Regions from separate parts of the Homo sapiens genome. Here region 1 is linked to region 2. A link is an interaction called in ENCODE POLR2A ChIA-PET data of the cell type or tissue named here. Cell type or tissue: OCI-LY7. All regions are shown on one strand. Each heading gives the region's core, and the rest is flanking DNA. Links, peaks and the distances in the headings are about the cores only. Region 1 overlaps SMAP1 (small ArfGAP 1). Region 2 overlaps SMAP1 (small ArfGAP 1).

The links. Peaks named below come from ENCODE experiments on the same cell type or tissue, not always from the same donor. Only the 100,000 strongest peaks of a DNase experiment are listed, where the experiment ranks them.
Region 1: POLR2A ChIA-PET joins it to region 2 with 6 read pairs; 3 of 35 experiments call an interaction of 5 or more read pairs at or near these places.

What each region holds. Positions count from the first base shown.
Region 1 is chr6:70,723,493-70,726,306 of GRCh38, reverse strand. All of the region lies in intron 1 of SMAP1 (small ArfGAP 1), which reads right to left. Among named protein-coding and RNA genes, the nearest start is that of SMAP1, 57 kb to the right of the region's middle. In OCI-LY7, for the core only: no CTCF peak of the experiment used is centred there; no DNase peak of the experiment used is centred there.
Region 2 is chr6:70,856,073-70,858,886 of GRCh38, reverse strand. It overlaps SMAP1 (small ArfGAP 1), which reads right to left. Exons shown (of 11, transcript NM_001044305.3): 9 at 1,857-2,028; 10 at 658-965. B3GAT2 (beta-1,3-glucuronyltransferase 2) reads left to right here. Exons shown (of 4, transcript NM_080742.3): 4 at 1-2,208. Among named protein-coding and RNA genes, the nearest start is that of B3GAT2, 100 kb to the left of the region's middle. RefSeq lists a silencer at 1,235-1,384. In OCI-LY7, for the core only: no CTCF peak of the experiment used is centred there; DNase peaks (open chromatin) are centred at 936 and 1,316; H3K4me3 peaks cover 1,023 bases; H3K27ac peaks cover 1,652 bases.

The sequences.
Region 1 (2,814 bases), core at 255-2,754, 130 kb after region 2:
TAGCTTACAAAGGATAGCTAAGACCTTGAGCCATCTGGGTTACTGCTGCCAAAACTGCTAAGGGAGCATTTTTAGAGGAAACTACCATCTTACTAAATAAGTAAGACATTATTCATCATATTTCCAAATATACTGTCTGGTTTAATCCTAACAAATATGCAAAGTAGGTAATATTACCACTCCATTTTAAAGATTGAGAAATTTAGGCTCAAAACATAAAGAAAAAATGGAGAGCCAGCTGAGACCATGACAGAGGCAAATCTCCAAATGCAACTGTGAATACTGTGTCTCCTACTATGGTAATTCCATCATTCCAAACGAAATTCCCTTATACTGGCTGGGGGATTTTACTCTACTTTGTCAGCTTTTCGAAATGCTAAGTCACTTCCGTTGAGGCTAATGATATAGGTTTAGAGATGCAAATTATCTATTCATCTCTCCAGAACTATCAATCCTTCTAAAATTATTATAAGTTTGCTTTATTTCTTTCCTCATAATACCCAAGATAAAAAGAAGTAAGAATTGGATTTGGTTTGGTTTTATTTGTTGGAGAGGGAAACTGCAAAGGGTAGAGAATTTTGCCCAAGGAGGAACAGAAGAGGAGGGCAAAATCAACTGAGATGTAAACGTTAATTCTTGAGGCAGCATCATAGTAGTGGATGCCCAGGGAAAGAGACACACACCAAACTCAAAGATCTCAAAGAGAAACTACATATGTCAAAATATTATCCAGGATCAGGCAGGAAACAAGGAACAAACCCTTCTCTTTCCATACCACAGGCCCTTTGTTCTTTACGCAAGAGCACTGACTAGCCCTTCACTGCTCATGGTCAGCTATACTATGGGTCGGGTATGTTTGTGAACTACCAGGAAAACCAGGAAACAAGCCATAAAAACAAGTTTTCCCTCACGCCTGTAATCCCAGCACTTAGGGAGGCCGAGGCGGGTAGATCACGAGGTCAGGAGATCAAGACCATCCTGGTTAACACGGTGAAACCCCGTCTCTACTAAAAATACAAAAAATTAGCCGGGTGTGGTAGCAGGCGCCTGTAGTCCCAGCTACTCGGGAGACTGAGGCAGGAGAATAATGTGAACCCGGGAGGCAGAGCTTGCAGTGAGCCGAGATCACGCCACTGCACTCCAGCCTGGGCGACAGAGCGAGACTCCGTCTCAAAAAAAAAAAAAAAAAAAAAAAAAAAAAAAAAAAAAAAAACACTGGTTAATTTAGGATATGGAGTCTGAGCAAATACACAGAAATGCCAGCTAAGAAGCCACTGACTCAGACACTACCATATTTAAAAGATTTCACATTTCAACCCAAAAGTTTAAATAGAAGTTTCATAAATAGTATTTGGACAAAAGTTATTTTACATTTCCAAAAGGTTTCTCCTAGCAAATACACTCAATAGAATGTTTGGGAGTTTCTTAATATTAAACATATTTCATTATATAATATTTTATTAAGAAAAAAGTTCTTTAAAATATTCCTTTTTAAGTAATCTTAAAGCTACTAACATATTTTGCTATGACCTAGTCACCTGTGGTTATCTGTGTCACGTTCATGTTTTCCTGTAAAGAAGCCTCGGCAATGCTAAAAGATGACATGTAGGTATAACATTTTACAACTAGACTTCCTGCAAAACCTTTATAAACTTCAAAAGAGTTTAGAAGAAAGTTTCCACATACTATTGCTGATTAGAAGAAAGTTTCCACATACTATTTAATTAATCATTTCCTAAAATGAAGCATTAATGGAAGGCAAGTGATTGTGATCACTCAAAAAAATAAGTTCACAGAACATTTCCTATCTTGACCGGGTGCAGTGGCTCACGCCTGTAATCCCAGCACTCTGGGAGGCCGAGGCAGGCGGATCACCTGAGGTCAGGAGTTCAAGACCAGCCTGGCCAACATGATGAAACCCCTTCTCTACTAAAAATACAAAAATTAGCTGAGCATGTGGCAGGCGTCTGTAGTCCCAGCTACTTGGGAGGCTGAGGCAGGAGAATTGCTTGAACCCAGGAGGCAAAGGTTGCAGTGAGCCAAGATCACAACACTGCACTCCAGCCTGGGTGACATGATTGAAATTCCATTTCAAAAAAAAAGGAACATTTCCTATCTTAAAAAAAGAAAAAAAACAAAAAAACAACAACAACAACAAAAAAAAAACCTTAAATACCCCAGCAAGTACAAACATTACCCATAAAAATGGACATAGTTAATTCTTCTAAAATTTGTCTGAAACAAGACTGACATTAAATAATAAGAAAACATTTTCATTTTATTAAAAAACAAAAGAATTGATATTTAACTCATTGCAATCTTTTTTTTTCAATATACTTGGTAAGAAAATTGTGTAGAACCAAGCAAACCAATAACATAATAGAAAATAAAACCTTTGAAAGAAAAGTTCTAAAATAAGTTATTTTAAAGCTCCCCTACTCAGAAAGACAGCACCTAAGTTGTAGTATTTAAATAATTCCCTCGGAATTGCTATTTTTTTAGGAAAAAAATAATCTGTCACATTCAAACTCAGAATAGCAGCACATGCATTCACCTCACAAAGATTTACCAAGAGTCTACTACATCAACACACTGTTAAGGGCTCTGGGGATATAGTAGTAAACTAAACAGATAAACTCCAGCCATCATGGAACTTATACTCCTATGGAAGGCAGTATACAATAAGCAAACATGTGAAAGTAATAGTGTATCAGTGTGGTGAATTTTATGGAGAAAATGGATAGGGAGTACAGGTGAGAAAGGGGGAGGGAAAGGTAGTCATCATTTGGTCAGGGAAGTTCTATTTGACCAGTG
Region 2 (2,814 bases), core at 304-2,803:
TAATATGAGGGGATGTCTGGTTCACACCTTATGGGAATTGAATCTTTTTGTACTCTTTTTAAACATAAAAGTCATTATAGGGTATGTAAAAAGAAAATACAACTTTACAAAGGTTTCTCAACAAAAAGAATTTTTACAGAGCCATGGGGCAGTAATCATCCGACCTGAAAAATAGCCTTAGATCCCTCATAAAATAGTGCTTTGAGAATATGAGGCTAGATTTTTATTTTCTAATAAAAGATCCTAAAATTATTAGTGAAGCTAAGTTGTCTAAGTGGACTGTAAAAATGTCCCACCAGCAAGCTGGATAAAGCTTAGTGCTAATCTCAGAGGTGACAGAGAGGGAGTCTCATGATGCCTGAGATAATTTCTGGCCATTAGTGGTGTTCACGTTACAGTTACATTACAATTTGAAATGAAAGATGTTTAACCTTTTTTTTACAGAATACTCTAAAATAGCGATAATAACACATCATTTGTCTATCTGATACAACTTCATAATATTTATAGATACTTTTGACCCTATAACATATTATCCCTATTGAATTCTTTCTGCCAGATCACTAGACTTAAAAAAAAAAAAAAAAAAAAAAAAAAAAGATTTAGAAAATAAATCTGGTTTGATTTGGGAGAAGCTAGAAAGTAAATGACCCCTACCTGTGAGAGGCTCCACTGGGGCTGCTGAGCTTGCGGCAGGCCAAACTTACTCTGGGGTGCACCCATTTGTCCCACCATTCCTCCTTGGGGGCCAACAACGTTCTGAGGAAGTGGCATCACACCAGTTTGTGCATTTCCCATAAACCCATTGGGCATGGGCATGCCCACCATCATGCTTGGACTCTGTCCCATCACATTTCCTATAAGGCCAGGAGCTGCAGGCACAGGCACGCCCATCGATGGAAAGCCCTGAAATGCAGCTGGTGCTTGTGAGGTAAATGGTATATTTGTGGGTCCCATAAATACACCTGCACCACAAAAAGAAAATGAATGAAGACAGAGCTATCACGTGTAGTTGCACTCATCTCTATAATCACAGAAAAATTGCCTTTCTGAACTACTCACAGCAAACATTTTAATTCCAGTTTGGCTGCTCCTACTACTCAGACCAACCCACACCTAAACCCTGAGAGCTGGTTGTTTCTAGGATGCAGACAAATCAGTTATTAACCTGAGTAAATTTAATTAAGAAATGTAAATCATATGCAACAGCCACACAAAATATCTTCCACTGTGAAGACCAAACTATGTAGCATGACATCATACACTGTTTTATTGCTGATTTGTACCACTGGTCCCCCAGTACGAAACAGGGAAGTGAGAGCTGACTATATCTCGCTTCAATAGGTGTAGTGGGCTGCCCAACAATTTTAGCTCACATGTGAAATGCAGCTCATTATTTTAAAGGAAATGGTGTGAAAGATTAAAACTCTGTAAACAATAAGGCTTATGCTAATATTTTGTTATGATTACAAAAAAATTCATAGATTTTTTTTAATCCATGTGGTAACTCAAGACTGTTTACCTGCAGAGAAAATACACTGTACGCAGTCATAAACTTCATGCAAATCGTTTCAATAATTCATCAAAGATAATCCATGTTCTATAAGCTTGTGAAACAACATTTAGTGATCTATGAACAGCTTGTTAATTCCAAATAAAGTTCTGTGAATCCTGTACATGCCTCTTAATTTTTTAATTCTAATGCTCATTCATTTCGGCTTCATAGTTGTATAAACTGCAACAACAAAAGCACTCACTACATGGAACAATAAAAGATATATAATTGATCTTATTATATAATTACAAAGGATGTACTTCTAGTAATGTCACTGAAAGCAGATATCAAAATTCATTACCAGGAGTACTTTGCTGTTGAATGGTTCCTGTGCCATACAGAGATAAGATGGAGTCTTTGGAAAGTTGTTTCTTTGCCACTTCTTCTGATTTTGTAGTTTGCTCAGTGAATAAATCTAGATCCCCAGATGTTACTGTAGACAGGGTTGCAGCTGCTGGTGCAGAGGGTGTCCCCTGAGACAAACACCAAAATAAGCTATCAAATTCTGCATAGTAAAGCGCAGCTTATCCATTACTTAAAATCCAAATAAAGTTATAAAATTAGATAGGAATCAAACAATTGTAGAAGGTAAAATGGTGCCATTCAAGAGGATCACTTACAAGCCCAAGCCCATATAAAAACATCTACAATCAAGACAGTACTTCTTAATTTGAATCTGTTAATGTAGGTAGACTGAAGCATTTTCACAGTAAGTTGCATTTACTACCTAAGGTGACACCAAGTTTTTGCTCATCAAATCCTGGGGCTCAACAATAGTTAGAGATGAGAGGACCACCACTCCATAGCAACTACTGCTTCAAGAAACTGGTATCCTTTGGAATAAAGAACATTTCTACAACTACAACAGACTGTAAGAGGATTTGCAATGGCTACTTAAAAGGTTTTATCTTTTCAAAACCTGTATCATAGGATTTTTATACATCTAATCAGTTTTAACTACAATATTAGACTGCTTCTAATCTATCCAGAAATGAAGGTACAGCAAAACTTTGACCATCTATTGTCTGAACATATCCTGCCCTTCACTTTTGGACAAGGGGGCAAATGAACACAAATACAAATAAACATGTAGATATTTAATATAAAATATTCTCAATCTCATATCTTGCACACACTATTATACAATCACAACTGCTAACCTTAATCATCTCCGTAGTCACTAAACATTAAATCACATTCACATGTTATATGGACTTGTTTTGAATATGAAGAGAGTTTCAAAGAATTCTATGAAGACT